Linked DNA regions of Homo sapiens: region 2 is linked to region 1. Evidence: chromatin loops called from intact Hi-C (ENCODE). Cell type or tissue: chondrocyte. All regions are shown on one strand. Each heading gives the region's core, and the rest is flanking DNA. Links, peaks and the distances in the headings are about the cores only. Region 1 holds the start of SNHG32 (small nucleolar RNA host gene 32). Region 2 holds the start of MIR1236 (microRNA 1236).

Region 1 (8,325 bases), core at 201-8,200:
ACCTCCCAGGTTCAAACGATTCTCCTGCCTCAGCCTCCCAAGTAGCTGGGATTACAGGCACCGGCCACTATGCTCAGCTAATTTTTTGTATTTTTAGTACAGACGAGGTTTCCGCCATGTTGGGCAGGCTGGTCTCGAACTCCTGACCTCAGGTGATCTGCCTGCCTTGGCCTCCCAAAGTGCTGGGATTATAGGCGTGAGCCACTATGCCCGGCCCTTGGGCCAATTCTTAAAGGCCTGTTTTATTAATGAAAGAGATGAACTAGGCCAGGCGCGGTGGCTCACACCTATAATCCCAGCACTTTGGGAGGCCGAGGCGGGCGGATCACCTGAGGTCTGGAGTTCGAGACCAGCCTGACCAACATGGAGAAACCCCATCTCTACTAAAAATACAAAATTAGCCGGGTGTGGTGGCGCATGCCTGTAATCCCAGCTACCCTGGAGGCTGAGGCAGGAGAATGGCTTGAACCTGGGAGGCGGAGGTTGCTGTGAGCCGAGATCGCGCCATTGCACTCCAGCCTGGGCAACAAGAGCGAAACTCTGTCTCAAAAAAAAAAAAAAAAAAAAAAAGAGGAACTAAAGCCTCTGACCATAGCACTTAGTAAAGGCAGCTTAACTGCCAAAACAGCAGGAATTAGGGCTTTCTGTATATATATATATTTTTTTTAAGGCAGGGTCTCACTCTGTTGCCCAGGCTAGAGTGCAGTGGTATGATCACGGTTCATGGCAGCCTCGACCTCCTGGGCTCAATTGATCCTTAGCCTCCTGATTAGCTGGGACTACACGTGTATGCCACCACCCATAGCTAATCTTTTTTTTATATACTTGCCAGGCAGTAGAGGGAACAAATACTTTAGCTTTGAGCCATGGCTCTCCACCGTAATGGAACAATAAAACGATTAAGGGATGCTAAAAAAATACAGATGCCAGGCCTCTCTCAGGCCAATTCAGAATCTCAAAGAGGGCAGTGTAGACATTTAAAGCTGCCCAGGTGTTTGTAATTTGCAGCCAATGTGGAGAAAACCACTGAACTGGGCTGGCCACGGTGGCTCACGCCTGTAATCCCAGCACTTTGGGAGGCCGAGGTGGGAGGATCACTGAGGTTCACCAGTTCAAAACCAGCCTGGGCCAACATGGTGAAAACCCCTGTCTCTACTAAAAATATATAAAATTAACTGGGTGTGGTGGCAGATGCCTGTAATCTCAGCTACTCAGGAGGCTGAGGCAAGAGAATCACTTGAACCCGGGAGGCAGAGGTTGTAGTAAGCCGAGATCATGCCACTGCACTCCAATCTGGGTAACAGAGCAAGACCCTATCTCAAAAAAAAAAAAAAAGAAAAAGAAAAAAAAAAAAAGGAAGAGGCCAGGCTCGGTGGCTCACACCTATAATCCTGGCACTTTGTGGAGGCCTAGGCAGGCAAATCACCTGAAGTCAGGAGTTCGAGACCAGCCTGGCTTACATGGTGAAACCCTGACTCTACTAAAAATATAAAAATTAGCCAGGCATGGTTGTGTGCACCTGTAATCCTTGCTACTTCGGAGGCTGAGGCAGGAAAATCGCTTGAACCGAGGAAGCGGAGGTTGCAGTGAGCCGAGATCCCGCCACTGCTCTCCAGCCTGGGCAACAGAGTCAGACTCCGTCTCAAAAAAGAAAAAGATACCAACACACACAACACACATCACCAAACATCATACGCGTTTATAAATGGGGGCGATAGGAAAGGGTCCAGAAAGGATTTGAAATGACTTATGAGTTTCAATAATTTTTTTTTTTTTGAGACAGAGTCTCGCCCTGTCGCCCAGGCTGGAGTGCAGTGGCGCAATCTCGGCTCACTGCAAGCTCGGCGTCCTGGGTTCACGCCATTTTCCTGCCTCAGCCTCCCGAGTAGCTGGGACTACAGGCGCCGCCACCACACTCTGCTAATTTTTTTTTAGTAGAGACGGGGTTTCACCGTGTTAGCCAGGATGGTCTCGATCTCCTGACCTCGTGATCCACCTGCCTCGGCCTCTCAAAGTGCTGGGATTACAGGCGTGAGCCACCGCGCCCGGCCTAATTTTTAAATAAATAGAGACGGGGGTTGGGTGTCACTATTTGCCCAGGCTGGTCCCGAACTCCGGGCCTCAAATGATCCTCTGCCTGGGCCTGTCCAAAGTGTTGAGATTACAGGCGTGACCTATTACGTCCGACCTGCCTTTTGGGTTTTTGGTTTTTGTTTTGTTTTGTTTAATTGAAGGTTAGGGTGCCTGACAGTCTGCGGGATCGAACTGGGAGGCAAATTCAGATTTCGCTGGGGGAACGGAGTGCGAAGTGTCAGGGTAGCTGGACGCTAAACTGGCGCAGCTGCGCGCGCCCGCGCGCGCGCGGGAAGAGTCCCAGGGTCATTAACGGACCATGGGCTGCTGGGAAACGGCTTAGGAGCAGCACCCGGCTGGCGCTGGCCGGCCGGCGCCGGGGACTTTCTTCCGCCTGGCCAGACAGATCCCTGTTTTTTGTTTTTCAAAATTCAGAAAGCATCTCCGAATATTTGCCCAGAGGAGTGTGAAACATACTTTCCTGGTCTTTCTTTCACTTTGTTTTATTTCTGTGTGGACAAACAATGGGGAAAATGCCGCGCGTCTAGCCAGGCAGATAAGAAAACAACTATACCCGTCAGGCCCCCAACCCGGCGCCGCCATAAATGGCCCCGGCCTCGCCATTTTAGTTCTTTTTGCGAAGTGGGCTCGTGGGTTGGCAGTATGAGAGTTGTAATGGCCCGACTGTTGAGTGAGGGGGAGCAGGGGATCCCAACGGCTTGCGCTGCCTTTGCGCAGCAGCCGGCGGGCGGCCACGTCGCGGCCTGGCTGGGGTAGGAGAGGGCGGTCCCCAGTGCAGTTGGGTGAACTACCGTTGCACACTGGAGTTTCTGGTGTCTTTGCTTGGAACTGACCTAGCTCGTGGCAGGGGGAACTCGGCTAGCGGCCCCACAGCCCCTGCTGACTCAAAACAACTGTGAGTGGGGTTGGGCGAGTGATTGCAAAATGGGGGTGGCGGTCGCCCGGGGATAGGAAGGGAGTGATGATGACCCCAGGTAACTCTTGAGTGTGTCGCTGATGCCATCACCGCAGCGCTCTGACCGCCCCCTCGGTCCAGCATTTCTCAGGCTCAACGAGTTCATGGCCAAGATTCCTAATCTTTTGTTCTGTTTCATTTCCCCGTTAGGAGTTGTAAGACGTTCATCGCCGTGTTATCCTTGAGTAAAGGTGAGTATTAGGTGCGAGAGCCTTTTGAATGCCTCTTCGGAAAGCTTTGTTCCCAAGCAAGCTTTCGTTCATGGGCATTATGCGCCTCCCTGCCCTTTTTTTTTTTTTTTTTTTTGAGACAGTCTCGCCTTGTCACCCAGGCTGAAGTGCGGTGGCACGATCTCACTGCAACCTGCGCCTTCTGGGATCAAGCGATTCTCCTGCCTCAGCCTCCCGATTAGCTGGGATTACAGGCGCATGCCACCAAGCCTGGCTAATTTTTTGTATTTTTTAATAGATAAGGGGTTTCACTGTGTTAGCCAGGATGGTCTCGATCTGCTGACCTCGTGATCCGCCCCTCTCGGCCTCCCAAAGTGCTGGGATTACAGGCGTGAGCCACCGCGCCCGGCCTTTTTTTTTTTTTTTTTTTAAGACAGCCTCCCTGTCACCCTGGCTGGAATGCAGTGGCAAGAACACAATTCAGTGCGGCCTTCAACTCCCGGGTTTAACCGATTCTCCCACCTTAGCCAATTTTTTCCTTTTTTTTTTTTTTTTTTTGAGATGGAGTCTTGATCTTGTTGCCCGGGCTGGCAATGGTACGATCTCCCTGCAACCTCTGCCTCCCGGGTTCAATCGATTGTCCTGCCTCAGCCTGCCGATTAGCTGGGACTACAGGCCCGCGCCACCACACTCGGCTAATTTTTCTGTTTTTAGTAGAAGGGGTTTCACCATGTTGGCCAGGATGGTCTCCATCTCCTGACCTCGTGAGCCGCTGTGCCCGGCCACTTTTTCTTTTTTGAGCTATAATCCATGTACCACAGGTGGTGACTTCCATTTGTTTGTTTTTGCTATTTTGTTTTTGAGACAGGGCGCAATGCCAGGATCTCCCTGCAACATCCACCGTCAGGGCTCAAGTGGTCTTTCCACCTCAGCTTCCTGGGACTGCAGGCACGTGCTACCACCACGCCTGGCTAATTTTTAGTTTTTTTACAGAAGCGGGCTTTTGCCATGTTGTCCAGGCTGGTCTCTACTCCTGGGCTCAAGCAGTCCTCCTGCCTCAGTCTCCCAAAGTGCTGGAATTACAGGGGTGAGTTGCTGCGTCTGGTGTTGGTGACTTTCTAGAGATTACTTTTTGGTTTACATCATTTTCCTTGTGACTATTTTTACTTTTTTGGGGGGCGGGGGGACAGTCTTACTCTTTTTAGTTTACATCATTTTCCTTGTGACTATTCTATTTTTACTTTTTTAGGGGGCGGGGGGACATGAGTCTCACTCATGTTGGTCAGGCTGGTCTCAAACTCCTGACCTCAGTTGATCCACGCCCTTCGGCCTCCCAAAGTGCCGGGATTACAGGCGTGAGCCACTTTGCCCGGCCTGTATTTTTACGTTTTAATAAATCCCCGTATTTTTGTTAAAGGCTGGGTAACCTGACTCCTCCCCTCATTTCTACTGCAAAATAGGAGTACACTGGGGCCTCCCAGTGGAGCTGTTCTCTGCTGTTTTAAATTACTTTCTACTCCTCCCTTTCTAACGTCCACTCCTGGACTCATTTGTTAGATCAATATATACTGGGACTGTTGTGTTTTCTTTGAGTGTACTAGATCTCTTTCCAGAAGAGCTTCCCTTGATCCAGATCTCCCTAATTGGGAATGATGATTTCACAGACTAGAGTCTCCGATGCTGGTCATGATGTCAAAACTAAGTTCTGACTCATTTAGGGAACTGGATACTTGGGTCTCCAGAAGGGCCAATGGGAGGGCCATAATTCTGTTTATTTTCAAATTGTCTTGTTTTCACCTTGTTAGAATGAACTCTGGAAGCCCAGCCAGGGACAATGCACCTTCACAGAGATTCTGCACTAATCTGAGTGAAGGTCTAAGGTTTGGAATCTCCCCCTCATGGAGAGAAGCTTTGTATGGCTGTCATGCTTAGACAGTGATTCCTGCAACTTGACCTTCAGGCTGGGAGAGGTGGAGAGCCATGCCTGTTCTCCTTCCTTGCTATGGTGAGTATCTTTTGTTTTGGCTCTCAGTGGGAGTGGTAATGATGATCTGGTTGGACAAGAGTCTCTGAGCTTTTCTCTGAGGATCTTTGAACCCACCTGATCCACCTTCATCCTGCCGGCAATCTCCTGTAATTCATGTTTTTATGGCCAGTTACTTACATGATGAGGTTTAATTGGCTATGGTTCTGCAGGATGTACAGGAAGCATGGTGTTGGCATCTGCTCAGCCTCTGGTGGGGGCCTCAGGAAACTATATTGCATAAGGTACAGAGGGAAGCAGGGATGTAGCATGGCCAGAGCAGCAGCAAAGGCAGGGAGGTGCCACACATTTTTAATAAATTGATCTCTAGAGAACTGACTGTCATGAGCACAGCATCAAGGAGGATGGTGCTTAAGCCATTCATGAGGAATCCACCCCAGTGATCCATTACAATTCAATATGAGATTTGGTGGGGAGACAGATCTAAACTGTATTACAGGGTCTCACTTTGTGCACAGGCTGGTCTTCAACTCCTGCCTCAGTGAGCCACTGTGCCCCACCCCAACATGTTTTGTGTGTTTTTTGAGACTGTCTTGCTCTGTCATCCAGGCTGGAGTGCAGTGGTACACTCTTGGCTTACTGCAGCCTCTGCCTCCCAGGTTCAAGCAATTCTGCCTCAGCCTCCCAAGTAGCTGGGATTACAGGCATGCGCCACCAGTCCCGGCTAATTTTTGTATTTTTAGTAGAGGGTTTCACCATGTTGGCCGGGCTGGTCTTGAACTCCTGACCAAGAGATCTGCCCACCTTGACCTCCCAAAGTGCTCAGATTACAGGTATTAGCCACCGAGCCCAGCCCGCAACATGTATTTTTATTTATTTTTTGTTTGAGATGGAGTTTCACTTTGTCGCCCAGGCTGGAGTGCAGTGGCACATTCTCAGCTCATTGTAACCTCAGCCTCCCGAGTACTTGGGATTACAGGCATGCGCCACCATGCCCAGCTAATTTTGTATTTTTAGTAGAGATGGGAGTTTTCACCATGTTGGTCTTGAACTCCTGATCTCAGGTGATTTGCCCGCCCTAGCCTCCCAAAGTGCTGGGATTACAGGTGTGAGCCATAGCATCTGACAATTTTATTCTATTTTTTGAGACAGTCTTGCTCTGTCACCCAGGCTGGAGTGCAGTGGTGCAGTCACAGCTCACTGCAGCCTCAACCTCCTGGGTGGAAGCTCACCTCTCACCTCACCCTTGGAGTAGCTAATGACTTACAGGCATGCACCACTATCCCCGGCTAATTTTTTTTTTTTTAAATTTGAGGATGGGTGTGGTGGCTCATGCCTGTAATCTCAGCTCTTTGGGAGGCCAAGGTGGGTGGATCACCTGAGGTCAGGAGTTGAAGACCAGCCTGGCCAACACCGTGAAACCCTGTCTACTAAAAATACAAAAATTAGCTGGGCATGGGTGGCGGGCGCCTGTAATTCCAGCTACTTGGGAGGCTGAGGCAGAAGAATCGCTTGAACCTGGGAGGTGGAGGTTGCAGTGAGCTGATATGGCGCCATTGCACTGCGCCATTGCACTTCACCCTGGGCAACAGAGCAAGACTCCATCTCAAAAAAAAAAAAGCTGTAGATAATGGGGTCCCACTATGGTGCTCAAGCTGGTCTGAAACTCCTGGGCTCAAGTGATTGTCTTGCCTTGGCCTCCGAACACTTCTGCCTTGGCCTCCCAAAGTGTTGGAATTGACAGGCGTGAGCTGCCATGCCCAGCCTCAGCTTTTATTGTAGATTTAGGGGGTATATGTGCAGTTTTGTTACTTGGGTTCATTGTATGATGCTGAGGTTTGGGGTAGGATTATCCCCATCACCCAGGTAGTGGGCATAGTACCCAATAGTTATTAAACCTTTGCCCCATTTCCTCTCCCCAGTGTCTGTTGCCATCTTTATGTCCATGTATACTCAACATTTAGCTCCCACTTACAAGTAAGAACATATGGTATCTGGTTTTCTGTTCTGTATTGATTCACTGAGGATCATGGCCTGTGGTTGCATCCATGTTGCTGCAAAGGATATGAAATCGTTTTTTTATTGGTGCATCTCATATGGTTCTAATGTTCTTTTTATTATTTTTCAGGAATTTGCTGACACAATATCTTCCGCCTGGTGCTGGGCATATCCTAAGAACTTACAACTTTCCTGTATTATCCTGTGTGAGCAGCTGTCACCTTATTGGGGGAAAAATGCCTGAAAATTAGGGGGCACTTCAAGTAGATAGCTTCTATTTCCTATATTTGTCTTATATACAAGTATTTGCTTTTATCAAAATAATTCCAATAAAGCATTTTAAAGTAAAGAAGACGTGGTTTGGTCTCAGAACAATGGTACAAAAAGATTAAGGGGGCTGGGCGCAAGTTGCTCATGCCTATAATCCCAGCACTTTGGGAGGCCGAGGTGGGTGGATCACAAGGTCAGGAGATTGAGATTATCCTGGCCAACATGGTGAAACCCTGTCTCTACTAAAACAAAAAAAGGACAAAAATTAGCTGGGTGTGGTGATACATACCTGTAATCCCAACTACTCGGGAGGCTGAGGCAGGAGAATGGCTTTGAACCAGGGAGTCCAAGGTTGCAGTGAGCCGAGATCGTGCCACTGCACTTCCAGCCTGGCGACAGGCTCCGTCTTAAAAAAAAAGAAAGATGAAGCCCCGTGAGCTAGTTAATGCTGAGTTAGGCTTAACTCTTAAGCCTAATATTAGAGATTCTTGGTTGGGTGACATAGTATTATGTATAATACACTAGACTTTTGACAATCATTTGAGATGGTTTTTCTGGCAGGGGAGGAGGTGGAGTTTCGCCCTTGTTGCCCATGCTGGAGTGCAATGGCAAAATCTCGCCTCACTGCAACCTCTGCATCTTGAGTTCAAGTGATTCTCCTGCCTCACAGCCTCCTGAGTAGCTGGGATTACAGGCGCCTGGCACCTCCCCTAGCTATTTTTTGTACTTTTAGTAGAGACAAGGTTTCACCATGTTGGCCAGGCTGGTCTCGAACTCCTGACCTCAGGTGATCCACCCACCTCAAGCCATCCGCCTGCCTCAGCCTCCCAAAGTGTTGGGATTACAGGTGTGAG
Region 2 (8,325 bases), core at 110-8,109, 120 kb after region 1:
TCATCATCCTCATGACTGATGGTCAGAAGGGACCTCTCTCCTGTCCCAGCCTCCCCACCTTCTCAGACCAGCATGTGGCCCTTAAGTCCACTTGTAACACTATACCCATGGTTGGGGCCCTGAATGTGACTCATAGCTGGCTGTTCATCTCTCCTGTGACCCTTCATAAGGAATTCTTCCTAAGCCCTGTGATCAACTATCTCTAACCCTTCCTCAACTTGCTCACCCTGCCATGTGTATCCCTGCCTTTAGCCAGTTTATCTTCCTTATCTCCTACCCTCATGGTCCTGTCTCTTCTGCAGGATTGCACAACATGGGCGGGGACCCAATTACTGTCATTGATGAGATCCGGGACTTGCTATACATTGGCAAGGATCGCAAAAACCCAAGGGAGGATTATCTGGGTGAGTAACCTGCCTAGGACCCAGCACCCCACTTCCTCAGGGCTTGGACCCTCATCCTTCCTTTTTATCCCTCAGATGTCTATGTGTTTGGGGTCGGGCCTTTGGTGAACCAAGTGAACATCAATGCTTTGGCTTCCAAGAAAGACAATGAGCAACATGTGTTCAAAGTCAAGGATATGGAAAACCTGGAAGATGTTTTCTACCAAATGATCGGTAGGGAGATACAAGGGAATAAAGAACACAACTCTCCTCAGGTTCCCCTGAAGTAATTCATTCTTCCTCTACACCTGAAGCTCTAGTTGCCTGGAAAGCCTTCTTCATTCCTCCTTCTCTACCTCAGTGTCACTATTCTTGTTTCCTGGCACTGTTCACTTAACCTTAGAATCACAGAGCTCTGAGCACTTCAGAGATCTTTCTATAGTCCTACATTTGACACGTGGAAACAGAAGCCAAAGGAGGTCAAGGGACAGCAAGTTAGCAACAAGGGTGGGCTTGAAAACAGCCAGGCCTCTGACAGCTTGATCCCAAGTTCTTTCCCTTTTCAGTCCACCATAGCAGTTTTCTCCTAACACGAGGAAACAAATACCCGTGGTCTTTCCCTTTCTCCTTTTGGGCCTTTGCTCCCCATAGACTCCTACCCAAAAGGCTGCTGCCATTTGGGAATGAAGTGTTCCGAGTTTTCAGCACATTCTCCTTCTCTGCCAGATGAAAGCCAGTCTCTGAGTCTCTGTGGCATGGTTTGGGAACACAGGAAGGGTACCGATTACCACAAGCAACCATGGCAGGCCAAGATCTCAGTCATTGTAAGCACAGAATCCCAGTAGTGGGGACTTGGGGGAGGTGAGGTCAAGGTGAAATGGGAGTAGGGGAAGGAAAAAATGGCCATAAGAGATGGTGGTTTGTGAAAGTTGAGCTTTCCCTCTCTACTGTTGTGTCCCCAGCGCCCTTCAAAGGGACACGAGAGCTGTATGGGGGCTGTGGTGTCTGAGTACTTTGTGCTGACAGCAGCACATTGTTTCACTGTGGATGACAAGGAACACTCAATCAAGGTCAGCGTAGGTAAGGATGCAACTGAAGGTCCTGGGCTGCACCTATGCTCTCCAGGCAACACCTCCCACTTTCTACAGATCCTACACTCCACCCATCCTCAATGCAGCCCCATTCCTTGCACCCCAGACCAGTCAGGGATGGGGGAAGACGTGAAGTTAGGAATGACACGGGGCCAGAGGCAGGAAGCTGCCCACAAAGAGGTGGTACCTACTCTCCTACTTCAGGAGGGGAGAAGCGGGACCTGGAGATAGAAGTAGTCCTATTTCACCCCAACTACAACATTAATGGGAAAAAAGAAGCAGGAATTCCTGAATTTTATGACTATGACGTTGCCCTGATCAAGCTCAAGAATAAGCTGAAATATGGCCAGACTATCAGGTGAGAGCGTCCAGATCCCTGAGGAAAGGCTGGGAAAGGCTGGAGGACTGGGGTGAGGAGCAGGCCTGGTTTGCTGTTCTCCTTGTCCTTTATAGGCCCATTTGTCTCCCCTGCACCGAGGGAACAACTCGAGCTTTGAGGCTTCCTCCAACTACCACTTGCCAGCAACAAAGTAAGACATACTTGGCAAGAGGATAAGGATGAGATCCCAAGAGACAAGTGGGGCATGAGAGGGAGGTGCAATAGGAAGAGATGATGCCTGGCCCAGAACCTAGCTCTAGAAGGGCTTAGGGGACATCTACTGAGTGACAAAGGCAATGGGGAGATGACAGTGGTGGGAGCAGCTGAAGTGACGCAGTCTATTCGTCCAGAGGAAGAGCTGCTCCCTGCACAGGATATCAAAGCTCTGTTTGTGTCTGAGGAGGAGAAAAAGCTGACTCGGAAGGAGGTCTACATCAAGAATGGGGATAAGGTGAGAAACGGGCATCCTAAGGAGGCACTCTAGGCCCCAATCCTTCCTAAGCCACTTCTGTTCATTACTTCTCCATGCTTCCCACCTCCCCTACAGAAAGGCAGCTGTGAGAGAGATGCTCAATATGCCCCAGGCTATGACAAAGTCAAGGACATCTCAGAGGTGGTCACCCCTCGGTTCCTTTGTACTGGAGGAGTGAGTCCCTATGCTGACCCCAATACTTGCAGAGGTGAGAGAATGCTCTTTGGTTGTGCTACAAGTGCCCAAGGCCCAACAGTCCTTTTCTCTACAGCTTCTCCTCTCCTTGCAGGTGATTCTGGCGGCCCCTTGATAGTTCACAAGAGAAGTCGTTTCATTCAAGTGAGTCCTCCCTTTCCTATCTGGGGAGATGCCAAGTGGTCAGCATGGGCCCCAAAGCAGGAAAGCTCAATGCATGTGGCTAGTAATTCGAGGTAGGCAGAGCCTGCCTCACCTTAGGACCGCATGTCTTGCCTGCGTGTGTCAAGAACGAGGCTGAGCTGGGTCCCTAGTCTGATTCCTTTAGGTCAGCTAAGACACAAGCAGGAACAGCCATGCTTCCAGGATTAGGAATTCTACTGAATGATCCATGGCACCCCACTGCCTCTGCAGGTTGGTGTAATCAGCTGGGGAGTAGTGGATGTCTGCAAAAACCAGAAGCGGCAAAAGCAGGTACCTGCTCACGCCCGAGACTTTCACATCAACCTCTTTCAAGTGCTGCCCTGGCTGAAGGAGAAACTCCAAGATGAGGATTTGGGTTTTCTATAAGGGGTTTCCTGCTGGACAGGGGCGTGGGATTGAATTAAAACAGCTGCGACAACACCTGTGTTCCAGATCCTTTTGGGGCAAGGGAGTGGGGAACAGGCACTGGCCATGTTGTTACACTGAGATCAAACCTGACAGCCGTTTTTAAAGGTTTAACCCCAATCCCAAGTGCTGAAAAACCAGAGGCTGAGGGAGATGTGTAAGCTTCCACCTCAGTGTTTTACTGAGACCAGCATTGGGGCATATGAGGCACAAGGAATCCAGCTCTGTTCCCTAGAAGCCATCCACAAGGTTTTCCTTGTAGACGTCATCACTGTAGACAATCTGGGTCCTCTTGTCCCGGTGGCAACCCTTAGGGCTGTTCTGGACAGCTAGGGAGGGAGGAGAGGAACAGTTAAGGTCTAAAGGAGATCATAGAACAGACCCTGAGGCTGACTCCTGACCACCTCACTCCTGGCCACTGGCCCCTGGAAGCCCAGTTTCCACGCTGCCCTCTGGTGGCCAGGATGGCCTGTCTTCCTTAGCTCCTTTGTGCCAACCCATGGCCAAGAAAAGTATAAGTGGACATTTTGATGAATGTTTTGTTCTTAGAAAAATCCCAAATGTCATTGTTGAGACACGTGAATGATATTAACCCACTACTTACAGTCAGTATGTCAGAAGCTAAAAACTAGAAAACCTCTGTAGCCCTTTTTTGACATGCTGGTCAATTCTAGTTCCTTTCTTTTGCCTGAAGGGCCACTGTAGCTGAGCCCTTCTTTCTGCTCACTCCTTTCCCAGGAAAATCTACTTTCAGGGAAAATGGATTATTCACACTAAGAAATGCTACTAGCTCCACCAGAACTCATTCAGGGTGTAGCTTTGGCCCTCACCATTCTCTCTCAAGCCTCTAGCTGTTTCTTCCCCTTCCTCTTTCCTCCCTCCACCAGACATGTTACTCTCTTCACCCCATCCAATGGTTCCATCCCCACCACCCTTGAGCTACAGAGAATCTCTCTCACCCACTCCCATCCTGTGATCTCTGTGCCTCAACACTGCTGGCTACTCCCTCTTTCTCAAAGTGTGTGTCCTTTTGCTTCAGTGGCCCAGGCCCCTGCGGTGCTGCTCCCAGCCCTCCGACCCCTCCTCCTGTCTCCTTTGCTAACGTTAGGCTCAACGTTAGCCTAACATGTCAGGACAGCTGGGGACATGTGGGGTGTGAGGTGAACAGTCCTGTTTCCTAACATAGTCCCAGAGTACTCCTCAAACTGAGTCCTGGGTCGTTTTTTTTTCTCTGAAATCAGAGTCTCCCTGATGATCCTATTGTTTGGCAGCCACCCTGTGATGTGGATGACTTAATCTATGTTTTCCTTCCTTACCTCACACCTGAGTTCCAGATCCCTGATTTCGAATACTTATGAAACTCACTCTACTCCATCTCAAAATGAACAAGCCCCATGAGACACTCATCTTCCTCACCAATCTCACTCCAGCTCCCACTTTCTTCCCTGTTCCAGTCACTGCTTTGGAAGCTGTTTTCAATCCTTTTCTCTCCTTTCTTTACCTCTAACTGACAGAGGATCTGAAATTTTCCTTCCCATTCCCATAGCCTCCGCACACACTCTGACCTCGATCATCTCTAGGAAACCCAAGGATGTGTGGGGGAACCAAAAGGAATGGCCTGTGGGGGAGAGGATGGGAAAGGAAGAATCCCATTCTTACCGAGGGAGCCCCAGACAGACTTGCCAGTAGCGGCATCCAGCATGGGCTGTTTTCGGGCTATGTTGACTTTGAGCTGTACAGACTCCACCTGGGTCCCGTTGAGCTGAAGCAGAAGAGGGGAGGCAGAGGATGGGGAGGAAAACATTACAGATAAACCAAAGAAGTTATTCCAGGAGTTGCTATCCTAGGAGGAGACTGAATAAGGAATCTGAGAATGTGAGTTTTTCTGTGTGAATAGGGAGAGGCTTTCTTTATCAAGAGGAACCAACTTCTTCCTGGCATCTAGTATTTTGAGGAGAACACATGAGAACAGCAGAAGCGATGGGAAGAACAGATTTGGGAAGTTCCAACCTCAGCAACGGCCTGATCTGCTGACTCCATCTTTTCATAGGTGACGAAGGCACAGCTGGGATAAGAGAAAACACGGTCAGTGGAGAGCCAAGGGGCTCTTCTGGACCCAACCAAACCCAGTGATAATAGGCGGCTGCAGGGAGGGCAGCTTCTTCCCTCAGGTCTCACACCCCAGGATTCTCCCAGGACTTCTCATCATGCCCTGTTGTCATCCTTACTTTCTGGGTGGGTCCATGGAGAGGTCAATGATGTTTCCAAAAGGAGAGAAGGCCCCACGGAGAAGGGTGGGTGTCATGTCTTCTCCATATACATAGAGAGTATTCCCTTTCCTAGGGGCTCGCCGTTCAGGGAATGAATCCGACCCTTTGGGAGCACAAATCATAGTCACAAGACATAGACCATGCCACATTTCACTTAGTAGGACCCACATAAACCTCAGTTAAGGTCACCTTGACCTCCAGCCAAAATCACTCACTGCGGAAAGGACCCTCTCGGTCTCGGTCTCGATCCCGCTCCCGATCCCTGTCCCGTTCCCGGTCTCGATCTCGATCCCGATCCCGATCCCTGTCCCGCTCTCTGTCTCTGTCTCGATCCCGGTCTCGATCCCGCTCCCGATCTCGGTCTCTGTCCCGGTTCCTCTCATGGCTGCGGTCCCGGCTGCGGCTTCGGGGAGGGGAGGCTGAGGAGTGGGCACCACTGCGTTCTTCATAGCCCCAGTCAAAGCTTCGAGGGGGACCATCACCAGCCCCTGGGCCCTCTGCCTCTTCTCCATCTGGTCCTAGTTCTCGAAGTCGATCACTAGAAGACACAAAGCTGGGGAGATGCAGACTGAAGATCAAAGGGGGGTTTTACCTTCTCCCCTCAGACCCTGTGGAGACTCAATATTCCCTCTATAGCCCAGCTCCTACAGCCCAAACCTCCCAAGGACTCAGGCAATCAACTCCACCAAATGGGCCCAGCCTTATCTCTACTCTCTAACCTCTCATACAGAGATTTCCTCTGGGGACGTCTGGATGACTGTAAAAGAGACCAAGAACAGTTAAGATGATTTCCAGTTGCTGACATGTGGTCCAAAATATATTTGTCTCTCATATTCCTCCATCCCCAACCCCTCAGGGACAGAAATTAGGAGCCTTTACCTCTTGCAGGTCATCATCAGCAGATATGCTCCTCTGGAACGGCTGGAAAGTGGGGACTGGTCCCTTCTCGGGGTCCTGGAGTGGTGAGAGACCTACCTCAGTGTGGAGCAGGAGGTTGCCCAACCATGGACCAGAGGTGTTCCTCTTCCCTCACCCTCTTCTAGGTTTCCTCTGATCTTTTCTTCCCTTTTAATTCTACATACATTTCTTATTTGACGTGGTTTTACTTATTTTTTTTTTTTTTTTTTGAGACACGGTCCTGCTCTGTTGTCCAGGCTGGAGTGCAATAGAGCAATCGTAGCTTGCTGCAGCCTTGACCTCCCATGCTCAAGCAATCCTCCTACCTCAGCCTCCCTAGTAGCTGGGACTAGAGATGTGCTCTACCATGCTTGGCTAATTTCTGTATTTTTTTTTTTTTTTGTAGAGATAGGGTTTCACTATGTTGCCAGGGCTGGTCTCAAACTCCTGGGCTCAAGCAATCCTCCTACCTCGGCCTCCTAAAGTGCTGAAATTAACCAGGAATGAGCCATTGCCGCACCTGCCATTGTGGCTTGTTTTGTTTTGTTTTTGAGACAGAATCTTGCTCTGTCGTCCAGGCTGGAGTGCAGTGGTGTGATCTCCACTCACTGCAACCTCTGCCTCCTGGGTTCAAGTGATTCTCTGGCCTCAGCCTCCTCAGTAACTGGGACTATAAGTGTGCACCACCACATTCTGCTAATTTTTTTTTTTTTTGAGACGGAGTCTCGCTGTCACCCAGGCTGGAGTGCAGTGGCACAATCTCGACTCACTGCAAGCTCCGCCTCCTGGGTTCAAGCAATTCTCCTGCCTCAGCCTCCCAAGTAGCTGGGACTACAGGCGCCCGCCACCACGCCCGGCTAATTTTTGTATTTTTAGTAGAGATGGGGTTTCACCTTGTTAGCCAGGATGGTCTCGATCTCCTGACCTCGTGATCCGCCTGCCTCGGCCTCCCAAAGTGCTGGGATTACAGGTGTGAGCCACCGCGCCCGGCCTCACACCCTGCTGATTTTTGTATTTTTAGTAGAGACGGGGTTTTACCATGTTGGCCAGGTTGGTCTTAAACTCCTAATCTCAAGTGATCTGCCCACCTCAGCCTCCCAAAGTGCTGGGATTACAGGCATGAGCCACCACGCCCAGCTGGTATTTTTTATAAGTGACTCGATATATTATGTATTCAGTTTATTTGAACCTCTCTTGAACCTGATAACATTTTCAGCCCTTTCCATCCCTTAGGGCAACATATTCCAAGAGCTCCAATCCAAGGTGGATTAGAACCACAGAATTTGTAAAATGGAGAATTCAGGAGTCGTCTAGTTTTTTCATTTTATACATGAGAGGTGAAACTCAGAATGGTACAGCAATTTGCCAGTGCTTGAGTATGCATATTTTTCCCCAAACCCATCTACATTCCAACTTGGAGGGATGCCCTTTAAACAATCTTTCTGCTTGTGCTCACCTTTAACTTCCCCTCAAGGGTTCGAGAACGCTTGAAGCCTGAGTTCTTGGTCTCAGCCTTGATGGCACTGATGGCTCCTGACTTCACCAGCTGCTTTGCCTGCTCTGTTGCTGTGGCTGTGTCCATGACAGGCTGCTCTGATAGTGCTGGAGAGACAAGGGGAAGAGGCATTATGTTGGCCAAGCCATGATGAAGGTCAGCTCCATGCTGCCCACTTCCAGTCCATCCCCATTTCCCCTGTCACTCACAGCGTTTGACACCACCTTGGCTGGTTGTGCTGCTGCTACTTTGCTTCTTCAGAGCCAGCAATGCCTTTTTCTGGGAACAAGGGTGAGAAGAGAGAGGTAAGTGAGGGCCAGCCCCTAGCCGGTTCCTCTCCTAAGGCCCCTGGGCACATCACTCCAGGGACCGTCTTTCTTGATGCCCTCAGAGTGGTACACTGATGTGCTCTGCCTCTTGCCTCTGGTCCCCTAGATCATGTATGATGCTGGAAATTCCTAATCTAACCAAACCACGGAACCCAGAGGTTTTCCAGAGTGTTACATTTTTGAAGTTGAAGACAAATAACTCAAT

Evidence for each region. Peaks named below come from ENCODE experiments on the same cell type or tissue, not always from the same donor. Only the 100,000 strongest peaks of a DNase experiment are listed, where the experiment ranks them.
Region 2: a loop joins it to region 1, with 4 times the contacts of the local background. A loop is called at or near these places in 12 of 110 quality-filtered maps.

The regions. Positions count from the first base shown.
Region 1 is chr6:31,832,212-31,840,536 of GRCh38, forward strand. It overlaps SNHG32 (small nucleolar RNA host gene 32), which reads left to right and starts at 2,705. Exons shown (of 4, transcript NR_160953.1): 1 at 2,705-2,989; 2 at 3,200-3,240; 3 at 5,025-5,224; 4 at 7,332-7,550. SNORD48 (small nucleolar RNA, C/D box 48) reads left to right here and starts at 3,052; the gene lies at 3,052-3,115. SNORD52 (small nucleolar RNA, C/D box 52) reads left to right here and starts at 4,865; the gene lies at 4,865-4,928. RefSeq lists an enhancer at 1,842-2,540. In chondrocyte, for the core only: CTCF peaks have their summits at 4,733 and 4,932; a DNase peak (open chromatin) is centred at 2,370.
Region 2 is chr6:31,948,941-31,957,265 of GRCh38, forward strand. It overlaps CFB (complement factor B), which reads left to right. Exons shown (of 18, transcript NM_001710.6): 8 at 1-21; 9 at 303-404; 10 at 480-617; 11 at 1,110-1,207; 12 at 1,346-1,463; 13 at 1,679-1,832; 14 at 1,928-2,004; 15 at 2,204-2,304; 16 at 2,401-2,533; 17 at 2,615-2,664; 18 at 2,935-3,144. The coding sequence ends at 3,090. NELFE (negative elongation factor complex member E) reads right to left here. Exons shown (of 11, transcript NM_002904.6): 3 at 8,001-8,070; 4 at 7,753-7,898; 5 at 6,279-6,353; 6 at 6,119-6,156; 7 at 5,615-5,952; 8 at 5,358-5,502; 9 at 5,140-5,194; 10 at 4,789-4,891; 11 at 3,147-3,458. The coding sequence ends at 3,361. MIR1236 (microRNA 1236) reads right to left here and starts at 8,000; the gene lies at 7,899-8,000. In chondrocyte, for the core only: CTCF peaks have their summits at 3,585 (motif pointing left) and 3,790; no DNase peak of the experiment used is centred there.